2 separate regions of the Homo sapiens genome follow, and region 1 is linked to region 2. A link is an interaction called in ENCODE POLR2A ChIA-PET data of the cell type or tissue named here. Cell type or tissue: MCF 10A. All regions are shown on one strand. Links, peaks and the distances in the headings refer to the core of each region. The heading gives the core; the rest is flanking DNA.

Region 1 (5,684 bases), core at 522-4,521, 65 kb after region 2:
AGGATGCTGTTTGAACAGTCTTCCCTGCGAGGTTGTATATTCAGTGAACTTAGGGACAAACTATCAAAGGGACAAACTGAAAGGATCCACAAGCTTGGAGAATGAGAATCAGGGTACACATGAGACCCCTGCGGGTTCCTAGATGAACATAGGACAATAAAGCCCTGGAAAAGAAAAAAAGACAGACGCGGGGGAGCAGGGGTCTTGAGGTCTTGAAATTGGGTCATTTCTGCAAATACAATCACAGTTCTCAATTCAGGTAACACCTAGGTCCAACCAGTCAATTATATCCAACAGTGTGTGACTGAGCTATATGTTGCAGTACAATGCAAAATTGCAGTCATTTTTGAAATCAAGCATAAGTTTTTGAAAAATTTTAAAGATAACTTTGCATGGCTTTTCCAAATTTTAGAGTGTGATTTCACCCCCCTCTGGATAAGGGGATGTCAGTGGAATAATTTGAGCAACTTGGCCTCCAGGGAACCAAGTATCCTGTGGTAGAGTTCAATATATAGGCAAGGTGGGGAAGGTAGGAGAAGATCAAAGAGGTGGCTGGAGAAGTAGGCAGGTCAGCCAGGGCCTCTGGGCCCCACCCTTCACAGGGTTGCCCATGCATGTGGTCTCTCCCCGATCCCATCCCAGTCTCTGGGTGTCCCCTGCTCTCTCTCTCTATCCCATCAGGGTCACTGCCCCCAATACCAAGTTTACCTCAAATTTCCTCTGGCTTCACCTGTCGAATGAACCTATCCTGTGCTCTCCACCAAAATACCAGACACATATTTGAATCCCAGTTAAGATGTTAGAGCATGCAAATAAATACATATGTTAAGATGTCAGAGCATACAAATAAATATGTATGTTAAGATGTTAGAGCATGCAAATAAATACATATGTTAAGATGTTAGAGCATGCAAATAAATACATATGTTAAGATGTTAGAGCATGCAAATAAATACATATGTTAAGATGTTAGAGCATGCAAATAAATACATATGTTAAGATGTTAAAGCATACAAATAAATACATATGTTAAGATGTTAGAGCATGCAAATAAATACATATGGTAAGATGTTAGAGCATGCAAATAAATACATGTTAAGATGTCAGAGCATACAAATAAATACATATGTTAAGATGTTAGAGCATGCAAATAAATACATATGTTAAGATGTTAGAGCATGCAAATTAATACCTATGGTAAGATGTTAGAGTATGCAAATAAATACATATGTTAAGATGTTAGATTGTGCAAATAAATACATATGTTAAGATGTTAGAGCATGCAAATAAATACATATTTGTAATCTTTTTCCTTTCTCTTTTTCTTAATTCTAAATCTCCCGCATATTTCTATTTTTTATAGTGGTATCTCGGAGACAATTCCTTAACTCAAAGACTGATTATTAGCGGAGGCATTCTAAGCATTTGCAGGCAAGAAGGTTACCTGTTCATTCTCACATTGGGTGTAGGCCTATTACAATTTTACTTTATTTATCGTATTGTCTTTTACTTTGTTTTGGAAACCAGACTTTAGTGTATTGAATGAGATCCTGAAACTTAGAACCAGATGGATCCAAGTTTAATTCTTAACTCTAACGTTGTCTGGAGCACGTCACTGGAATGCTGGGAGCTTCTGTTTCCAAACTTGCAAAGGAGGGCCATCGTAGCTCCTCACTGGGCTCTAGTGGAAATGTCTGTGAAATCTCTAGTGTAAAGTCCTGTGTCTCTACCAGGCAGCCATTCCCTTCCTTCTTATAATAGAGCCACTTCCCATACACATGCTGAAGTTGGAAAAGTTTCTTTTCTATCACAAAAAATAGAATCTGGGTGGGGGCAAGAATACTGCTTTTCTGCCCCGGCTTGTTGGGTGTGTGAAACTGTGACTGACACCTTGAAATTATGAGGGATTCCCCTTCTACCCACAGAGGCAGAGTGAAAAGATGACAGAGCCTCAGCTGCCGAATTAACCCAGCCAGGACTTGACTACCCATGGAGTCTTTACCTGAGATGATAAACTCCTCTTGCTTAACACATTTTCAGTTGGGTCTTCTGATATTTGCTATCAAATCACTCTGATGGTTTTGTATTTTGTTTGTTTGTTTGTTTGCATTGTGACGTTTTGCATTTTAGAAAAGTCCATAAAAGGACTCAGGTAATATTAACTATCTTGATTTTCACTTAAATCACTTGATTTAAGTGATTATCCTTGATCAGTCAGGATGAACCACTTCTAGGTGGCCTGTTAATTTAAATAAAAGATGCAGGTGGTCTAGACCAGCAGCTCCCGCCCCCCAATCTGTGCTCACTAGTCACCAGACACACAGAGTCAGAACAGTGAGAGACTGTTTTGAATAGTTACCACAAAGCATCTCAAACTTCATCATCCTCAAATGAAAGATCAAATTGGTCTTTTCATAAAAGTGAAAGAGAACAGTATTTAGTGTTACAAAGAACCCTGGCAACTAATGACAGCATTCTAAAATGAACAATCATTAAAGAAATGAAAATTTCAGAAAAATTTGCATCTTCACCCATGTGACTGCAGTGGAAATGTTACACCGGGTGATGGTATTTGTTAAAATACGTTTGTGTCTTCCCATATTCAGTTTGATTCAATATGATATTTTCTTGGAGTTTCTGGGGGCATCACCGGTACCCAGAATTCTTGGAAAGGCAGTGGGTGTCTGGCTGGCACTGCCTGTCACCCCCCTCCCCAACCCAGCACTAGTCTCCCTGCCTGTCTTTTCACATCAAGAATTAAGCAAAATCTAGCATCCTGATGTAATTTAGGAACAAGCTGTTATTTTTTTCTCCCTTAGTCAATAATGTTGTATTGTTTTAGAATTAGAATATCTTTTACAATCTCATTGTAACTCAATCTAATCTTCATTTAAATTAAAAGTAAATTTGCAAAGCAAAAGGAACAATAGTAACCTGCTCAAATCATTTAGACCAATGAGACACTTGAGAAGATCAACAGGGATTTGGGTGGGGGATAGAGGAGGCAAAAACAAGCTGGTTGGCTTGTTCTCATTTCGTTTTGGCATATGGCATTTTCCCAGATGCAACGCTGGGTTTACCAGGTGGGACAGTTTAACTGGAATTTCAGTTCACCGCCAAAATGTTGTATCCTGGTGCTGAAAGGGGACATGAGGAAACTTTTTTGGAGTGGTGGCAATATTGAATATTTCCATATCTGATACCTTGATTCTGGTGACACCTATATGACTATTTGTCAAAATTCACGGAGCTGTACACATTAAAAAGTGAAGTTTATTAAATATGTTATTGAATGTAAATGTTAAACCTGATTTAAAATAAAATAAAATTTTATTAAAATGAAAAAGAAGATACCATATTAGTAATTTCACAGGTCAAATGCAGCCAATTTGAGTAAAATCATTTTGCTCTCTTTTGAAAGGGCATTGAGGTTTTTGTTTGTTTGTTTGTTTTAATACTTTACCTCTATTCTATTTTGTTATCAAGTCTCTTCCAGGGAATATCATTTCAGAGGCTGCAAACTTGAGTTTACTATAGAATCCTTGTGAAATGATCTCATTCTTTATTTTAAAAAATTGTATCTTAGGTCCAAAACCAGAGGTAAGAGGGATCTTGAAAATAACCCACAGTTATACAGAAAACCGTCTGAAAACATAGCCTTATCCTAGACTATTTTATCTAGTTCACCTCTTAACACATTCCTTAGAGCGGTAATCACTTATGTTTTTGCTTTCAATTTCTTGAGCTGTAAAATGTAGGGTGGATTGGATTAGCCTTATTTATGCCACTCAGATTGCTAGTAGTAGCTGCTTGGAAGTACCATGCAGAGAGATGCACAGTGATCTGCCTTCCATGGGCACGGGCTTCAGGGAGCAGAATGCGGGGAAGGGGTGACACCTGACACCTATTTGCTATCTCCACTCTCCTCAAGGCCGTCAGCTCCACAGGGATTGGGTCCTGTTAGTTTTATTTCCTTCTGTATCCTCAGTTCTTAGCACAAGGGAATTCCAAGGGTGTTCAGTAACTCATGTTACAAATGAATGATGATTTGTAAGGTGCTTTTTGGCTCCAAAGATCTGAAGGTTGAAACTGTGACAGGCAGTGGGCCTCAAGTCAGGGCACAGCTTGTCCCTAAATAGTGAGTTATTTTTGAAGCGTCCCTAGAGATCTCTGACACACAGACCCTTCTCACTACCTCTTTAGGTTCTTTTTCACTAGCTGCAGATTTAGATTGTAAATAAAATACAGCTGGGGGCCGGACATGGTGGCTCACGCCTGTAATCCCAGCACTCTAGGACGCCGAGGCGGGCGGATCACTAGAGGTCAGGAGTTCGAGACCAGCCTGGCCAACACGTCGCTACTAAAAATACAAAAATTAGCCGGTCGTGGTGGCATGCATCTGTAATCCCAGCTAGTTAGGAGGCTGAGGCAGGAGAATTGCTTGGACCCGGGAGGTAGAGCTTGCAGTGAGCCGAAATTGTGCCACTACACTCCAGCCCAGGCAACAGAGCAAGATTCTCTAAAATAAAATAAAAGGAATAATTATTTATTCAAAAAATATGAAAAGAAGATAAAAATTACTTGTGATTCAATCATCTAGGGGTAGCCACTGTGAACATTCTAACGTCCATTCTTTCAAATGTCTTCCTGTGTGTGTATACATATATACATATCTACATAAGCACACACAGACCCTCATTTGTGTAAGTGGAATTATAATATTCATACAATTCCATTATCTTCTATTTTTACTCAACAATTTATTAATGGTCAATTAATATAGCTCTGTAATATTCCATTGTATGGATGAGCCGTATTTATTTAATCAGTTCTTTATTTGGGAACATTGGTTGTTTTCAAATTCTTATCCTTTAAACTCTGAATACTCTCCTACTTATATGTTTTGTTTCTTGATAAACACATTCTTCACATAAACTCCCAATGGTGGGATTACGCCGTCAACAGTACTAACATATCACCTTTTGAAACCGAATGGCAAAGTGTCCTCCTGAAAAGTTATTCCTCTTTGTTCTACCAGTAATCATGCTTGTGTGCTCATTTTTAATATGACTCTCTTGGGTTTAGGTAATTTTTATTTTATTTATTTTTATTAATTTTTTTTTTTTTGAGACGGAGTCTCACTCTGTCGCCTAGGCTGGAGTGCAGTGGCGCCATCTTGGCTCACTGCAAGCTCCGCCTCCCGGGTTCACGACGTTCTCAGGTCTCAGCCTCCAAAGTTGCTGGGACTACAGGCGCCCGCCACCACGCCTGGCTATTTTTTGGTATTTTTAGTAGAGACGGGGTTTTACCATGTTGGCCAGGCTGGTCTTGAACTCCTGACCTCGTGATCCGCCCGCCTCGGCCTCCCAAAGTGCTGGGATTACAGGCGTGAGCCACAGCGCCAGGCCTGGTTTTGATAATATTTTAAATTATGCCAATAAGTAAAAATAAAAACAAAAACCAATCGAAAAAACCTCACTATTTGTGAGGGTCCCATCTTGTTTTGTTCCGATGAGTTGAGTGATCTCATCATGTCCGCCAGGTGCTTAGGAGACTGGATATCTCTTTTGCAGCTCTAGTTTTATACTATGAAGGGGGTACTTTTCGGTTCCTAGGTGTATTGCACAAAAGCCTTTTCTCCACTTTGGCTACTGACACTATTTTGCCACTAGAGGGCGATGAGG
Region 2 (5,684 bases), core at 1,120-5,119:
ACCTCTGCACTCCAGCCTGGATGACAGATCGAGACTCCATCTAAAAATAATAATAATAAATAAAAGTTTCCTGCCTGAAGTGGTACATGTCATTTTCATTTGTGCTTCATTGGTCAAAGCAAATCATATGGTCTGCCGAACATCAAGGGGGCCAGATAGTACATTCCTTTTATGCTTGGAAGCAGGAGAGCCAGGAATATTGGTGAACAGCACTCATGACTGTTAGAGTCTGTGCTTTTTGCTACTGAATATTCATTTCATTTTCCTTTCTGCCTGCAAAATACACTCACCCTTTCCTCCAAAAATAAAACCAGAAAATTTCATTCCGACATGACTTTTAGTTGTAAGCCCAAGATTTTGGGAGACACACAGACGTTTTTAAATCAAGAGAGGATATAGCACCTATTGATTCAGAGAGCTATAAATGAGAAGTTGAATGTTCTTCCCCACTCCACAATGGTGTCCACAGTCACCCTTCAATGGTGTAACAGAAACAGGATAATTACAATAGGTAGCCCTATTCAGAAATGAGGATAGTAAGAGACATACAGCAGGTGGTGGTCCACAGCAATTCTAAATCCCACTGGGCAGACATTGTAAGGGCTCCTATCAGGGGTAGGGAAAGTTCCTCGATTAGGGTCAGGTCCTGCTCCCTGGGAAAAGCTCTGTTATCCAGTCATCCTCCTGAAGCCTGGATCCAACTTCTGAACCATTCTTTTTTCATGATGATTCTCTGTGGCTGCATTTCTGTAGCGCCTACATTCTCTGTAGGTGCTATGGTCTGAATGCTTATGTTCCCCCAAAATTCATATGTTGAAACCTTAAACCCTAAGGTGATGGTAGTACCTAGATTTGTGTCCCCACCCAAATCTCATGTGGAATTGTAATCCCCAGTGTTGGAGGTGGGGCCTGGTGGGAGGTGGTCGTATTATGGGGACAAATTTCCCCCTTTGGTGCTGTTCTCTTGATAGAATTCTCATGAGATTGGGTTGTTTTCTCTCTTCCTCCCACTCTGACCTAGTGAAGTGCTGACATCTCCTTCACCTCCTGCCATAATTGAAAGTTTCCTGAGGCCTGCCCAGAAGCCGAGCAGATGCCAGCATCATGCTTCCTGTACAGCCTGTGGAACCGTAAGCCAATTGAACCTCTTTTCTTTATAAATTACCCAGTCTCTGGTATTTCTTTATAGCAGTACAAGAATGGACTAATATAGGAGGTGACTACATCATGAGGGTGGAGCCCTCATGAATGGGATTAGTGCCCTTATAAAAGAAACCCCAGAGAGCTAGCCAGCGCCTTCCACCATGTGAGGACAGAGCCAAAAGCCATCATCATCCATGAGAAATTGGGCCCTCACCAGACACCGAATCTGCCAGTGCCTTGATCCTGGAATTCCCAGCCTCCAGATTGTGAGAAAGAAATTTCTGTTGTTTATAAGCTACTCATTTATGGTATTTTATTACAGCAGCCCAAAAGAATTAAGACACTGGGCGATGAAAATATCTCTTCCTTGGAGAGGTACAGCTTTCTCAGCCCACTTCCTACTCTTAGATGATTGGAGTCCCAAAGTCATTTTAAATTTTAAACAATCACCATATTTTTTAGTCCAGACTGATTGATACTTCTTTTGTCAATGCCACTCTTGTCAAAAACATAGCTTCTTGTGTATTTTATTCTAGCCAGCTCTATATGGCAGTAACCATAGTTCAATCTGAGATACAATTCTCATATTGACTTTTTTTTTTTTTGGCTTTTATGTTCTCACCCCTCTCTTTATCACTTTAATTTCAATTTCCTGAAGCTTTCAGGCTTCAATGAGAGAACCACATACACAATCTCTTTTCCCTGAGTCATTTTCTGCAAGTGAAAGCAGTTTTTTGGACATCATATCAGTAATTGGACTGTTACTCAGAAACATCTGTATTCACAGGTTTCAACAGTAAGTGTGATGACTGCATCCTTACTGTGCTTTTTGATGCAAGGTTGACTTTCAGTTGGTCCCTGCTCCTGAAGTTTTTCTCCGTTTTATAATTTTCTATTTAGAACGGAGTCTTCCTTCAGGCTTATAAGTCCCTGAACTCTGTTTGCTGACATTCCTGCTTGAATATGAGCCAATTTCTTTTTGAGCTTACCTCTTTCTTGTAACATCTTGCCAAAAACAGCCATCACCGAAGCACATACTATTATACTAACAATAATCTTCTCTCTCAATCTCTTCTCCTAGAGGCAAAAGCTTATCAGGAGAATAATCTACATCCTAAATTACTGCATGCACAGTTTCCTGCCTCTCACTACCAGGACCTTAAGCCAATATAATTTATTTTAGATCTTTAGTTAAAGCCACAGCCCACTTCTATGTACCAATTTCTGTGTTATTCAGCATATGCAGGGTTACATTGCAGGAAAAAAAATTCAACATCTTAGTGGCCTAGAACAAATTATTATTTGTTGCCTGTGTCCATTTCAGGTCAGCAGAGGACACTTTTTACTGTTACCCTCACTTAAAGATCCATGTGAATGGAGTTTCTGTGAACTGGAACATCCCCAGTTGCCACGGAAATGGAAAGGAACATGGAAAGTTGTGCATCTGCCCAAAGACAATCATTTCTGCTCACATGGTATTGGCTAGAACAAGTCACATGGCCAACCCTAACTTCAAATTGGCAAAGCAGTGAAATTTTTCCACCTCCTGAGCTATAGGAGAATTGGAAGTATTGTTAAATAGCACTAATGACTCCCCCAACACCCATTTACTAAAAATATAAGTATGTTTACAGCTTTTGCTCAATACACATTGTTTATGTTGCACTTAAGTCTCTTGGACTTACAGAGCCTGCAATCTTTTACAGCCTTTCTGTTTCTACAGGAAATCGAAGAGACTGAAATTTAATTCTCATGGCTCCCAGTTTCAAGTGGGTGTCATGGGCATTGTTGACATATTAAAGAGAAAACAGCTAAAATGGAGAGAAATGATCATAAGTAGATACTGGAATGAGGCAACTGAGTGTGTGAATTCTCTATTTGCCTAATGTCATAGGTATGTATTTGCTTGTACATGGGCATGTGTCTCCTTTTTTAACCAAGTAGATTCTTTTTCTAAGTGCCAAAGCAAATGTGACCATTAGTGATTTTAATTGTCTTAAGTATTTAAGGCAAATCTACCAAGAATATGGAATACAATATGACCCAAGTCTAATTTTTTCATTGGTTGTCTGGTTACTCAATAAATATTTCATTTATTGAGTAATCCCATGTTCCAGAGAAATATTGTGGCCACAGAAGAAACAACAATAAGCCAGATTAAAAAAAAAAAAAGTTTCCATTCCAAACCCATTTGGCCACAGTCACAGAAACTCGGTCAGAAAGCTGGAACTGCTTCTCTAAGGTTGATGCTGGAACTGATAGCTAGGCACTATTTATAAACTTTGGGAATGTTTTCTAAATAAAGTGTTTAACCATGCTTTTGGAAAGTAAGTGTCTTCATTCATTTTGTTGTCCAAGCTCTCTTTGATCCATTAATTTCACTTTTCCTTTGATTTTTCCAAACACTGAAAAGAGAAAGTTCATTTTTTCTTATGGTGAGCAGCAAATAATTTGCTCATGATCAAGAGACCTTGTGAAGACATCAACGTGATGTTTTTCTTGGTGCTAAGCTGTTCTGTGGAACAAAGGAGTTGCCAAAAATGCCCGCTTCACATAGATGCATAGGACAAAAGTTTCCTAATCATAGCAGAGCCAGTCCAATTCAGGGTGGGGAGGAAGGAAAGATGCTCCCAGGAGCCTCAGCATCCTCTTTAGAGTCCTTCCTGGATCCCCCATGGTAAGTCCTTCTGCTAAGTCAGGGCTCCAGTGAACAGGGACATACCAGGGTAGGGCAGGGGCTTCTGCCTGCCAGCTTTAAGAGATTTTAGTTATGTCAATCTTTTTGAAAACTAATATTCAGGAAAGAAGTAGGCAGGCTCTTTGGGGGGTCCCTAGGTCCATGCAGGCTCACTCAGTAGGGTGGAGAATCAACAAGTGCTCAGCTGGTAGGTGAGGGGGTCAAACCAGAAAATAATTGGTGGAAGGTGAGAGTGGCTGAGGCTGGTCCAGGAGTACCCACTGGGACTCCTCATTGGGGCAGACAGGGAGAGGCAGGCTTCACAAGCCTTACTGCAAACAAGTGAAGCTGAGTGGGAACCAAACAAGATCAGTTCATGGTGACAGACCCCAACCAAGGTTTCTTCCTCCGAGGCCAATTACAGCAACAGAGGCTGATGGTCAAAGGCTACACTCTACCAAAGCTCCTTGGACTCCCTGGTAAGCCTGGCTGGAGGACGTCTTTCCCCAATCCTAACAGGGTGCAAATATTTAAGGCCCCCCATATGAGAACAAAGTCTTTCTTGCTCAGCTGGAGAAATAACATCATGCCATTTGCTCCAAGGTTCCTCTGAGCCTGACATGGGTAAACAGCAGCTCCTGTAGTCCTTGAAGGGAGAAGGACAGACAGCCCCAAAGAGCTGTTTCCCAAGAGGCAGTGCATGTGTGCCTAGAACCCTAGGTGGCTTTCGGTAGTCCAGAGAGAGCCTGGCAGTGGTCACTGGAGGGAACTGGGTGGCTAGGGAAAAGCAGGAGGCAGGAAGGAAGGGACAGCAGATGGGGCAGAGCCAGCTCAGAGGCATTAAGATTCATTCTCTGTCCCCATGACCCTGAGAAACCCCTCTCCAGGCCAATCTACACACATCCCTGTGACCCAACTTTATAGGTCAGTCAGTGACCAAGCCAAGAGATCTCTGAGACCAGGTACTCAAGCATGGGTAGTGATCTCTGGGTAAGAGTGGAACCCCTGAGCTTGTGTGTGAGGAGAACTTGGACTTCCTTCCCTCCCTCACCCCCTACTCCACTACCTAGGACCACACAGGGAGCCTGGGACCTGGTTCTCTGGATTAAGGAGGGGATGTGACCACCAATTCCTGTTCAGCCCCCACTGAGGCAGTGGAGCTCTGCAATTAAGAGTGAGGCTGTGATTCACAGAAAATAAGGAATATTCTGGATAGAAAAGTGGAGCGCACTGGGCACAGTGGCTCATGCCTGTAATCCCAGCACTTTCAGAGGCCAAGGCAGGTGGATCACTTGAGGTCAGGAGTTCGAGACCAGCCTGGCCAACATGGTGAAACCCGTCTCTACAAAAAATACAAAAATTAGCCGGGTGTGGTAGTGCATGTCTGTAGTCCCAGCTACCTGGGGGGCTGAGGCAAGAGAATTGCTTGAACCTGGGAGGCAGAGGTTGCAGTGAACTGAGACCATTCCACTGCACTCCAGTTTGGGCAACAGAGCGAGACTGTCTCAAAAAAAAAAAAGAAAAGAAAAGATCCGTTCCAAGATGGCTGAATAGGAACAGCTCTGGTCTGCGGCTTCCAGCGTGATCAACGCAGAAGACAGGTGATTTCTGCATTTCCAACTGAGGTACCTGGTTCATCTCAATGGGACTGGTTGGACAGTGGGTGCAGCCCACAGATGGTGAGCCAAAGCAGAGTGGGGCATCATCTCACCCAGGAAGCGCAAGGGGTTGGGGGAGTTCCCTTTCCTAGCCAAGGGAAGCTGTGACAGACTGTACCTGGAAAAACAGGACACTCCCTCCCAACTACTTGCTTTTCCCATGGTCTTAGCAACCGGCAGACCAGGAGATTCCCTCCTGTGCCTGG

What was found. ChIA-PET counts read pairs that join two places held together with the same protein. Peaks named below come from ENCODE experiments on the same cell type or tissue, not always from the same donor. Only the 100,000 strongest peaks of a DNase experiment are listed, where the experiment ranks them.
Region 1: POLR2A ChIA-PET joins it to region 2 with 5 read pairs; 3 of 35 experiments call an interaction of 5 or more read pairs at or near these places.

What each region holds. Positions count from the first base shown.
Region 1 is chr18:59,832,034-59,837,717 of GRCh38, forward strand. No RefSeq gene overlaps it. Among named protein-coding and RNA genes, the nearest start is that of PMAIP1, 65 kb to the right of the region's middle. In MCF 10A, for the core only: no CTCF peak of the experiment used is centred there; no DNase peak of the experiment used is centred there.
Region 2 is chr18:59,766,009-59,771,692 of GRCh38, forward strand. No RefSeq gene overlaps it. Among named protein-coding and RNA genes, the nearest start is that of CCBE1, 71 kb to the left of the region's middle. In MCF 10A, for the core only: no CTCF peak of the experiment used is centred there; a DNase peak (open chromatin) is centred at 3,313.